2 separate regions of the Homo sapiens genome follow, and region 2 is linked to region 1. A link is a loop called in an ENCODE intact Hi-C map of the cell type or tissue named here. Cell type or tissue: OCI-LY7. All regions are shown on one strand. Links, peaks and the distances in the headings refer to the core of each region. The heading gives the core; the rest is flanking DNA.

Region 1 (4,000 bases), core at 1-4,000:
TATAGAGGACTTGTTAAAAATGCAGGTTCTGTGGCCTACTCCAAGAAGATATGATTCAGTGAGTCTGGGCGAAACCCAGGAATCTGTCTTTTTAAGGATACCCAATATGGTGAAAGACTCACACTTTAAGAAAGAGTGTCCTATATCTGATCAATCTCTGTGTAGATTTTCAGTCTTATATGTCTCTTAAATTTATACTTTCTTCTCCCCACCCTCACTGTTTTAACTGTGGTCTTCATTTCCCTCCTACACTAATATTATAAGCTTCTAACCGTTTCTTTTTTCCTGAGTCATTCCTTCCAAGCCATCCTAAACAGAAAGCTTTCTAAACCACAGGCTTATGTGGGATAAGCAATGATCTGGCCCCCGACTATGGTATCTCCTCCTGTGCTGTCCAGAACTCGCATGTTGACACTGGAAAGGAAAAGGAAAGATGGATGAGAGAGACTGTGGTAAGCATGACTGAAATGTGTTCCCTTAATGGACATGGCAGAAGGAGACAAAGAAGTAAAAAAGCCATTCTTAAGATACCTAAGGTAAAAGGAACTACCCAGCTTTATAAAGGACTCCATGAACATACTCATGTCATTATTACTCTCAAGTTATCATTAGCATGAACTTAATGTCAGCAAGACCCTACATCTTAAGTGGTGTTAGGCGTGAATATTTCATCCAAAAAATAAAGCCAACTTTTAAAAAGTGATTATGAAGTATCAATGAAAGAGAATACAGACATACATGCGGCACTTGCCAACTAACATTTTCCCTTATGATAATGAGGCAAGACATCCACAAAATTCAAACATCATGCTTGCCAGATTTTTATGTTAGAAAAATTTAAGACCCAGATTGTAAAGACTACATGAAACTTAATATATTCATGTTGCCTTTGTTCATATGGGGTGAGGGGCACTGATTTATACCCCAATTAAAGAGGGACGAGAACTCCTCTGGCCTTGAGCACAGTTCCCTCTGACAACTCTGAAAGCCCGCCCATGTTGCATTTAAAAAGGTATCAAATGACACTGAAAGGGCGGGAGGTAGGCGAGCAAGTGAGTCACCCATCGCAGAGATGACTTGAGGGTCATACCAATACTGAATCTTAGAGTCAATAAACATATCTTACAAAGAAAATTAACTTCGGATTTCCTTTCAATCATGTATGATTTATAACTGTCATAACATTTTTAAAGTTATTGTTAGAAAGAAGCATTATTAGAGTAACTTTATCTTCACCTGCATTTGAAATAGATGGGGAAGAGTTTAAATTAGTTGAGTCCTAACAATTTAGGTGAGCAGAACATCCTATTTAGGGTGTGACTGTGCACCACACAACTGTCCAATGGCACTGTAACTGGGCTGCTCAACTAATCTGTACACCTGCCTATGCCTCTCCCTCGGGTCCTCTTCATCTGCTTCCTCCCACCACAGGGCACCTGACCTTGATTCCTGCCCAAGAATCCATTTGTAACACTGATGGCAACAACCTGCTTAATAAACGGCATTCAAGAAGTGAATTCCCAATGGCTGTGTGTTTCTGTAAATTTTAAATAATTTGATCGTTGTAAAAAGCCTCATAAGTTATTTTACCCTTCTATAGTATTTTTAAGTCTCTGCAGCAGCATAAAAGGGAATAGCTTCCCTTAGGTCACAGAATGAAAAGAACAGAGAAAAAGAGAGGCAGAAAGAGTGAGGGGGAAGGGTAAGAGAAAGGGAAAAACATGAATGAGAAAAAGCCAGGGGAATTAGAGGCTGGGTTTTCTGACAGCCCAGCATTTGTCTCCACGAGTCCACTTTAATGGATTCCAGGTGCATTCTGGGCTAAGCCGCCCAGCCTTCCTCACTGTAAGGTCATGAGAAGAAAACCTGATCTTTTTACTCACAGGGCTGTGGCTCCACATGTTTGAGGCCCAGCTACATTCTCCCGGCTTTTGATTTTCAGTTTTAACTTGCAATTTTGAGAAGTGAAAAACCCGAGAAACAGCTGCAGAGAACTGCATTTGAAGCCCAGCAGGCAATGCTGAGCAAGGCAGGCACACTCCTCATTTTCATACGTACAGCAATGAAACTGGTTCATTTCAATATGCTAGAGACCTTTTTTCTCTCTTTATATTTTATAATTATATTTTATTTTTGCAAATACACCCTCGGATGACACCATCCAGAAGTTTGCAATCACAGGCAAGAATTTAATACTCAGTCTGTTGCAAAAAAAAAAAAAAAACACAATTACTTCTCTGTCCAAAAGTTCAACTTTCTTTGTTTCCCTCACCAGTTCTCCTGATTTCCTGTAGCTAACTGGCTCCAATGCAAGAGTGAAGTAATTTCTTTCCTCTGTGATTTATTTTCTGTCTGATGATAAGTAAGGAAAAATACTATAAAGAGAGAACTAAAGAGTCACAACAAATACTTTTCAAAAACACAACTCCAGAGTGACAACATAGCTAAAATGGAGTACTGTGTACCAAGAAACCTAGCGAGAATAAAGTTATATATTCGTAACTATTCCTGTGTAATAATAACAAACTTTTTAGTAAAACTATGTGCCAGGCACATAATGCTAAGAGCTTTATATGCATTACTTCATTCAATCCTTGGGATGACCTTGTGTGGGAGGAATAACCCATATTTTACAGATGAAGAACCAAGTTTACAGAGTGTAAGGAACCTGTCAAAGGACATGTGGCTAACACAATGGCAGAGCCAAGATGCAAGGACAGATCCAAAGACCACTGGGCCAGACCTGTTCCTCAGGGTTTACAAATTAAGACAAGGAGCCATGAAAAGCCTGCTGCTTGGAAATGGATGCTGTATAATTCTATGTTATCAACCAGGGCTTGAACAATAAGTGATCTCAGTTACAATCCTATCCTAAACCTCTTTTAAATGCATTCATCTTCCCATATTATTAAGTGAAATATGGTAAACTTAACTGCACCTTTCTTAAGTGATTCAGGATCTGTAATGTTTTCCAATAATTATTTGAGTACATTTTGTTTGTTTGTTTTTAGCTCCGGAAAATCACTAAGAATTTGCTGAGGAGTGTAATGTTAAGCTCATAGCAACCCATCTACCAAGAGCTTGGCTAAGATTCATAAGGTATAGGGAGGCTGCCTGGTGGACAGGCAGTCATTTCATTTTTCTACACATGCAAAATTCTACCAAAGGATTAAGCTAGATTAGGAAAAAAGTAGCCTGGGCTACCCCATATATCCATCCTTTTCACCACCCCCACTCCCTCCCTGATCAAGGTTTTAGTAAACTTTGCTTTGGAGATCCTCCATCGAGGGATACACATATGAGCAAAACAGGCATGGTCCCGCTCTCAGGTCAGTCTGGTGTAAAGAAATAACACTGTGCAATTCATCATACGTACACTGCAAGGATGAGAAGGCTGCGAGGGTTCTTCATAAAAGCCCTATGGGAAACTTCCTTCTGATCCTTGGGCCAAGAGAGTAGTCAGTTCTACAGAGTAACTGATCCCATAGTCACTGTAAACTTCAATATTGACTAAGCCTACTTTCTTTGCTACGAAAACCAACCAACCAACCAACCAAACCCCTCAGTGTCCACCTGTGGCCCACTCATGGTGCGTTTTAGATGCCTTTTAGCAACTGTCACATTCCTTGTCCAGTCAATGTCTCCAGTCTTTCCCCCCTCTTTTCTTTCTCAGCTACTTCTAATTTGAAGCACAATATTTTATGCTTCCTTAATCTTCTAGGGGAAAAGTTACAGTAGAACTTTATTGCTGATATTTTTTATTAAATTAAAATTATTAAATTTTATTAATTTAATAAAATTTATTAAATTAAAATTATTATTGCTGATATCTTTGCCATTGTAATTTTTAATAAAGAATATTTTGCCATTATATATTGGATTAAAATAATACCTTTTTAATTTTACTTTTAAAACTAAGTTCAGCACAAGCTCAAATTACTCTGTTACTTTTACTGTAATGAAGAATGTGTGTTCCTTAGCAAAAGGGAGAGAAACGGGG
Region 2 (8,516 bases), core at 2,094-6,093, 390 kb after region 1:
TGTAATTTGTTTCTCCATTCTGTTGTTGATGAACATTTTGGCTGCTTCCCATTTTTGTCTATTACAAACAAAACTCATATTAACATTTTTGTGCAAGTCTACTTGTGGCCATATGCTTTCATTTTTCTTAAGTAAATACCCAAGAGTGGAATTGCTGCATCATAGAGTCAATGTATGTTTAACTTTATAAGATATTGCCAAATATTTCTCCAAAGGCCTTGTACTATTTTGACTTTACATATGAGAGATGCTCCACATCTTTGCCAATATTTGGTATTGTTAGTTTTTTTGTTAGCTATTCTATTTGTTATGAATTGCCATCTCACGTTGGTTTTAATTTGCATTTCCTTGATGACTAATGATGTTGAGCACATTTTCCTGTGCTTATTAGCCAACTTCATATTTCCTTTTGTGAAGTGTCTCTTTAAGTCTTCTGCCCATTTAAAAATTCAACATCTGGACATACTTGGAGTTCGTTTTTGTTGACTGCTTTTTTGCCTGAGTATGGGTTACTCTTCAGTTTCTTTGCTATGCTGCTATTTCTGTGATTGGATATAGGACATTGTTGTAGCTACTCTAGATTCTGTCACATTCTTTGAAAATTATTATTTTTTTGTTTTATTAGATAATTAAGTTGCCTGAATCTAACTGCAGACTTTGTCTGCATCCGTGTATATAAAACTGCTTGTAGCTCTTGTCTGTTCTTAGTTTACCATTGAGTATGATGTTAGGTGAAGGGTTTATATTGTTGCCCCTTTTCAGAATGAGAAAGTTTTCTTCTATTTCAACTTTGCTAAGTGTTTTTGTTTTTAAATCATGAATAGATGTTGACTTTTTCAAAAAGATTTTTCTGCATCTATTGAGCGGCTGATTATATAGTTTTTCTTTTTCAATTCATCAACATGGTCAATTACAACTGATTTTCAAATAACCTTCTAAATGGGATAAATCCCATTTGGTTGTGATATATTTTTGATGAATTTGATTTACCAGTATATTTTAAGGGGTTGCAAATCAGTGTTCATAAGAGATATTCATCTGTAGTTTCCTTTTCTTGGAAAAAGATGATTCTCTATGATTTTGGTATCAGGGTAACTTTGTGTCATAAAACAAATTGGAAAACATTTTTTATTTCTGTATTTTCTGAAAGAGTTTATGTGTAAAACTGACATTATTTCTTCCTTAAATTTTGGTAGAATTCACTTGTGAAGCCCTGAGGGCATGGAGTTTTCTCTGTGCGAAGGTTTTAAATTATGAATGTAATTTCTTTAAAAAATATAGGGTTATTAATATTTTCTGTTTCTTCTTGTGTTATTTTGGGTACTTTATATGTATTGGGGAACCTGTCGATTTCATCTTAGTTGTCAAATTTATTGTCCTATGGTTGTTAACATTTTTTTTATTAATTTAATATATGTGAGAATCTGTGATGGTCTCCTCTTTAATTGCTGATATTGATAAATTATTTTTGATTTTTTTCTTGAACAATCTTGTTAGAGCCTTATGACTTTTATTAATCTTCCCAAAAATATCAATTTTTGTCTTTGTGCATTCTTCCCATGGTTTGGTTTTCCTTTGACCATTTTTTACTGTTGTCTTTACTATTTCTTTCCTTCTATGTCTTCTAGGTTTAATTTGTTCTTTTTTCAAAACATGGATTGAAAGGGAATATATGGCTTTGAAAAAGCAATAGAAAGATTTGCATTAGGGCATGCTAAGAAAATTTATGCAGATTTCTTAATCATCTTATTTTTGTTATTAAGAGATTTTAAAGTGACATGACCTTTGCTGTAAATTTAATTTTAGTTAATTACATACAATGGGCATGAAGACTGCAGGCAGCATAAAGAAATCATAAGGCAGAAAATCCTTGTTCTCTGCTTGTCAAGTCAAACTCCTACTAATAGCACTGTAATTTGAAGGTGGAAGTATAGTTATGTATTCCAGGCAATTATACTGTATCACTCTTTTTACTCATAACCTTTGAATGATCAACCATTATAGGTGAAATTTTGTCTGCACCATTTGACATATTGATCATATATGTCAATTATGAAACGTTTCCTCATGATACATTTCTCTTAAAATATATTTCTCCAATTATCTGACATCAAAATGATGTATGGCGTGCTTAGGAAGCTTATATTTTGTGACCCTTCTTTTCTTTTTATACTGGTCTACGTTTGTGTTTTTCCAACTGTAATGTAAACTTGTAAGCAAGCATGGTCTTTTTTTTTTTTATTCTTTCAGTGCATAATAGGCCTCCATAAATATTTATTTTTTCAATATATTTTTAAAATGTTTCTCAGCATTTAAAACATTTATAATTCATCTTTTTAGTTTCTAAAGAACAGAAAGAACTTGATTTTAAAAGTTAATGGATCATAAAAATATTACATTTCAAAGCAAACATGAAACCACTGAACTTTTATTAGTCCTTTTTTTTACTTCAATTTCCCAACTGAGGTTTAGAAACCAACCACAGTTTAGAAATCTGTATTCATATCAAAAGTAAACCACAAGAAATACAATTAGAAAAATTATAATTGTTGCAGCTGGATGTTGGGTAAAGTGGTTATACTATTGTCTCTACTTTGGAATATATTTGAAAAGTTTTATGAGGCAAAGTTAAAAAATGCCTATTATAAGCACATGTATGGAAACTCAAGGAGTTGGAAAAATTGTGTCTTGTCATTGCGATTTACTGTTTACAAAAATAGTTCTGAACACAGGTGAATCTAGAGAGCCTATAGAATATGTAATTTGGAGAGGTAGCTCTCTTAAGGAAAAATGATACAAAATGATGTTTGCAGAATTTGTTGAGAAAAGGAATATTGGCCCAGTGCAGTGGCTCACGTCTGTAATCCCAACACTTTGGGAAGCTGAGGTGGGTGGATCACCTGAGGTCAGGAGTTCAAACCAGCCTGGCCAACATGGTGAAACCCCATCTCTACTAAAAATACAAAATTAGCTGGATGTGGTGGCGTGTGCCTGTAATCCTAGCTACTCGGGAGGCTGAGGCAGGAGAATCACTTGAACCCAGGAGGTGGAGGTTGCAGTGAGCCAAGATCATGCCATTGCACTCAAGCCTGGGCGTCCGAGCAAAACTCCAAAAAAAAACAAAAAACAAAAAAAAGGAATATTGATCTAGGACAAAAGAAGAGATCACTTTAAATTATTTAGAGAATAATAAAATATTAATGAGCTGTCTTTTATAAATTTTTTTATGGTAGTCTTTGTCTTCATTCTCTTTGGCTCTTCATGTCACAATGATTTTGTAATACTGTTTTCTATAGATGGAATAAATCATAATTTGGTTTTACTTTTGAAATGTTTGATCAATTTTTTTGTTGTTGATAGTTTAGAAAAGTTTCTTTAAGATCATAATTTATTATTGGTAATAGCTGCACATTTAGGATTGCAAATAAATATTTATTTGAATCTCATTTTGCTTTCTGTTTTCAAATTTTAATCCTTATGCAACCAAGCCTACCTCTAAATAACAAATAGGAGTTAATGTTTAACTTCATAAACAGATATTCTGTTATTCTACAGGAACATTTTTAGAACCTGAAGTTTGGGTCTTAATAAGTCATAACTATTGGCTATTTCTGACCCACTCTGTAGAGTGGTATTATTATTTGAGGACAAGTCCATACTCCCCACTTTCTATTCTGCACAATTTTAGTGAAGTCACATGTAACTGCTTTGCACATCTGCCAACACACTGGCTCTGCTTATTATTTCTGCATGACAAATCATGCAATTTCTCTCATTTCTAGTTCCCTTTTCCACAAAGTGGGGATTTTGAAGCACTTGCTCTGACTATCCCCAAGAGTTGCCTTGAGAATAAGTGCCATATTCTAGGTGATGGCACTCAATTATAAAGTGGAATCCAAATGTTATTCTTTACATGATTGTTATAATTGTCATCGTCGTCATAGGATTGTGATCATCTGATTGGCTATGAGGTTATTCATTACTGGTAAAAGTGGACTTGTTCTTTTGCTCTCTGTACCAAATCTTCAGTATATTCTCTCTATATTCTTGTCCTACGTTTTGAAATTATTTGGTCAGCTTTTTAACTTTCAAGTGGAAGACTCACATCCTCAAATAATCATCTGTTTATTCATTCAACAGTATGAATGCAAGTTTATTTAATACCATGTGTTGTGCTAGGCTCTTGGAATTTCAGTGATAAGTAAAAGATAAGGTTTCCACTCTCTTGAGCTTACATGTGTAATGGGAAGTAGGAATTAATCAAATAATACCAAAAACAAAGTAAGCTAAGGAAAGAGCTATGAAGGAAAGGAACAAGGTGCTCAGACTCATTTGATCTGTAGAGGAAGGCTTTCCTACCACAAGCCCCTTGCCTTGCCATCCAAAGAATGCACTGGAGATAAGTCAGAGGGGAGCTGGCTTGTGCAATGAATCTATTATCATTCACCTTCAGAGAAATATGCTCCTCAAGCTTACTTGAAGCTCTAATTCTAAGGCTTTAGGATGTTCCTTTACTGTGCCCTCTTTCCAACAGCAGGTCTCTTCAAATCTATAAGATTTTAAAATCCTTTCCTGGGTCACAGTGAACAGGTCAGATTTTATTATGCTCTGAGTATTTCAATGATTAAAAAAAAATTATCCCAGGCAAAGAGCATGGTGGAAATGTCTTTGTATCACTAAAATTCTGGAATAAAATTTTATTTAATTGCAATATGCTTACTAGTAAGGCAGTCATTGAGGCAGGGAATATTTCAGTTTCTCAAAACACATATTTGTATATAAATAGTTTACATGCTATTTACAAATAATATTTCCATTGTGTATTATTAGAGTATATCCTCTTATGAAAACACTTTGTAAGAGAGCAAACATTTTAGTCTACTTCAAGACACTTATAATTTTAATAAACTGAATTATTTAAAACACAAATATAACTGGAAGGACTCTGCCTTTCACCCTTACCCCAGGGTATAGGCTTGTTCTGGACAGCGAGAGGATGCATAATTCTGTTGCTACCATCTGCTATGGATAATGGTGTGAGAAGAGCTTTGCCTAAGGATTTGATGTGCTAAAGAAAATTCTGTTTTCAAAGCTCTGGCTGTTTGTGCTGCTGAGAATAAAGACATGGAATAGATGGGCCTTAATTGAGCAGAACAATTTAAGAAGTGCTGGGGTATACAGAGGGAGACCCAGAATCTAGTTTGGAGTAAGGGTTGGGTAGGAAATCAAACTGCTTTGCATACAGAAACATGGAGAATTTTGTTGTAAAATCCCTGGCACAGAGAAAGGAGGAAGAGGAGTGGTTCCTCAGCAACCTATTAGGGGGCCCTAGACATAAGGGAAAAAGTTTTGGGAAATTCCCTCTTCAGCAGAAAGGACATTAAATTTCAATGAACAGAAATTTCTGGTATCTGTTTGAACTTGTTTTCTGCTCTGTATTGTACTTAAAGCTTTGCTCTTCACAAATTTTATACAGCATTTGGATTGAATTTGTAATGTTTTGTAAGGGTTGAAAATAAAGAAGTGGGGTCCAGTGTGAGGCAGTGTGAGGCAGAGTGGACTGGAGAGAAAAAGGTGCAAGGTGGGCTATGGCAGGATGACTCAGGATTTAGGAGAAGATGTTAAGAGAAAGTCCCCCTCTTCTAGAAACAGCTGTGTTTTTCAAATTGTAGTACCTTGGTTACCTGCCTCTGAATTGCCTGTGGCACTTGGGAACCTACAGCATCCTGAGCTCTACCTCCGACCTTCTTAGACTATTTGCCTTGTACACACTTCCTGGGACAGTCTTCAGAAACTGGAGTTTGAGAACTGAGGCCCTAGAGAAGGTTAATCCTTAGGTAGTGATAAAAGAAAAACCTCGACAAATTAAACTTAGCAGAGTTTAACTGGGCAAAGAACTGTTGGCAAATCAGGCAGTCTCCTGAGCCAGAGTGTGCTCAGACAGAGTCCAGCTGGTGGAAAGGGACTTATGGAGAGAAAAAGAAAAGCGATGTAGAAAAATTGAAAAGAGGTACAGAAACAGCTGGATTGGTTACAGCTCGGTGTTTGCCTTATTTTGAACAGGGTTTGAACAGTTGGCCACCTTTGGTTGCTCAAAACTTGGTGATTGGCACAAGAGTAGGTTACAGTCTGTTTGCACATCCATTTAGGTTGCAGTTCACTGTGTACAGAGAAACCTTTAGGCTGAACTTAAAACGTGTAAGGAGACAGCTTTCTGCTTGATTTAACAGTAACACGGGTGTGTGTTGGGAGGTAGGGAGGTGGGGGCTCTTTCTTCTCTCAGTCTGCCTTTTTCCACAACAGTTCTGAGGAGTAAGCTTGTAATGTATTTGTGCAACTGCTTCTTTCTGTAATTCTAAGCAGGAGCAAGCAGTAAACTAATTTTCAGATTTCAGAAAAGTCCATCAGTGCAGGCAGAGCCTTCCTTTTGTTTCCTGACAAATAGTTTGTTGACACTGAAAACAAAAGATGTGTTTTCTGGCACTGTTTCAGGCTTTCTTTTTGAGAACAAGCTGCTCTGTGGATGTGTTCAGTTTCTACTATTTCAAAGTCCAGTGGGTGGCATTTACATGGGTTTTAAACTATCTTTAGTTATTAACATTGGTGTTATTATTGGTAATTATTCATGATAGTAATGCTTAGTGAGTATCTGGGTATACAGGGCTAAATTATTAAAAAGAAAGAAAGAAAGAAAGAATGAAGGAAGAAAGAAAGAGAACGTGTGTGCTTGTTCTGACCTGTAGCAGACCAGGTCTCACACCTTGACTCCCTGGGGGCACCTGCTTCATTTTAATCCCCCCAAAGCAGTAAAACTAGTACATATCTGTACATCCATGTTGGTATCTGCAGCTACACACACACACACAAACACACACACACATCCATCCACTCATTCACATATATGTGTGTGTGTCTCTGTGTCATGTATGGATTAAGATTAGACAGTATAGTTTTTAAAATTATTTTTTATTGGTACATAAAAGATGTACATATTCTCTGGGTACATGTGATAATTTGATACATTAATATAATCTGAATTGGAATATCCATTACCTTAACTATTTCTCTTTTCTTCATGCTAGGAACATTCAAATAAGGAACAGTAGATTAATGTTAACTATAGTCAACCTACTATAGAGATTGTGCTCTGCTGTACTTTGGCCTCCTTTAGCCACAGCTGGAGCTGGAGCAGCTGAGACATAGGGCACCAAGTCCAGAAGGTGCACAGAGCAGCAGGACCCTGTACCCAGCCCATGAGACCATTTTTCTCTTTTAGGCCTCTGGACCTGTGATGGGAGGGGCTGCCATGAAGATCTCTGGCATGCCTTGGAGACATTTTCTTCATTGTCTTGGCTATTAACATTTGGCCCCTGGTCACTTAAGCAAATTTCTGCAACTGGGTTGAATTGCTCCCCAGAAAATGGGCTTTTCTTTTCTACCACATGATCAGGCTGCAAATTTTCCAAACTTTTATGCTCTGCTTCCCTGATAAATAAAAGTTCCAGTTTCAGATAATCTCTTGGTGAATGCATATGACTGACTGCTTTCAGAATCAGCCAGGTCACATCTTGGATGCTTCACTGCTTAGAAATCTCTTCTGCTAGATACCCTAAATCATCTCTGTCAAGTTCACAATTCCACAGATCACTAGGGCAGGGACAAAATGCCACCAGTCTCTTTGCCAAAGCATAGCATGAGTGACCTTTACTCCAGTTCCCAATAACTTCCTCATTTCTATCTGAGACCAACTGAGCCTGGAATTCATTGTCCATATTACTATCAGCATTTTGATCAAAACTGTTCAACAAGTGTCTAGGAAGTTCCAAACTTTCCTACATATTCCTGTCTTCTTCTGAGCCCTCCAAACTGTCCAACATCTGCCTGTTACCTAGTTCCAAAGTTGCTTCCACATTTTCAGTTTTTCTTTATAGCAGTGCCCCACTCTACTGCTATCAATTTTCTGTATTAGTCCGTTCTCACACAGCTATAAAGATATTACCTGAGACTGGATAATTTATGAAGAAAAGAGGTTTAATTGTCTCACAGTTCTGGATGGCTGGGGAAGACTCGGGAAACTTACAATCATGGTGGAAGGGGAAGCAAGGCACATCTTACATGGTGGCAGGAGAGAGAGAGTTCAGAGAAACTGCCACTTTTAAACCATCAGCTCTTGTGAGAACTCACTACCATGAGAACGGCATGGGAAGAAACACCCTCATGATCCAGTCATCTCCCACCAGGTCCCTTCCCCAACACATGGGGATTATAATTAGAGAGAGATTTGGGTGGGGACACAGAGCCAAACCATATCAATAAGTAAATTTTGAATAAAAAATGAATAAGTGATTTTCAAGGTGGTAGGTTGTGGTTGTGGCCTTGGCACCAGCTCGTGTAAATACAGAAGAAACACTTGGCCTTATTGAAAGAGTTGGTTAGTTTCTTTCACAGGCATTTCTGAGAATTTAATAAAACAATGGATTATCTCCCCGGAAAAAAATGCATGTACTCATTAAAAC

What was found. Peaks named below come from ENCODE experiments on the same cell type or tissue, not always from the same donor. Only the 100,000 strongest peaks of a DNase experiment are listed, where the experiment ranks them.
Region 2: a loop joins it to region 1, with 8 times the contacts of the local background. A loop is called at or near these places in 1 of 110 quality-filtered maps.

The regions. Positions count from the first base shown.
Region 1 is chr6:116,403,211-116,407,210 of GRCh38, reverse strand. All of the region lies in intron 2 of DSE (dermatan sulfate epimerase), which reads right to left. Among named protein-coding and RNA genes, the nearest start is that of DSE, 34 kb to the right of the region's middle. RefSeq lists a silencer at 918-1,127 and an enhancer at 2,091-2,140. In OCI-LY7, for the core only: no CTCF peak of the experiment used is centred there; DNase peaks (open chromatin) are centred at 1,030, 1,380 and 1,940; H3K4me3 peaks cover 1,489 bases; H3K27ac peaks cover 2,557 bases.
Region 2 is chr6:116,014,910-116,023,425 of GRCh38, reverse strand. The region is part of intron 1 of FRK (fyn related Src family tyrosine kinase); the gene reads left to right. Among named protein-coding and RNA genes, the nearest start is that of FRK, 42 kb to the left of the region's middle. In OCI-LY7, for the core only: no CTCF peak of the experiment used is centred there; a DNase peak (open chromatin) is centred at 3,735; H3K27ac peaks cover 1,179 bases.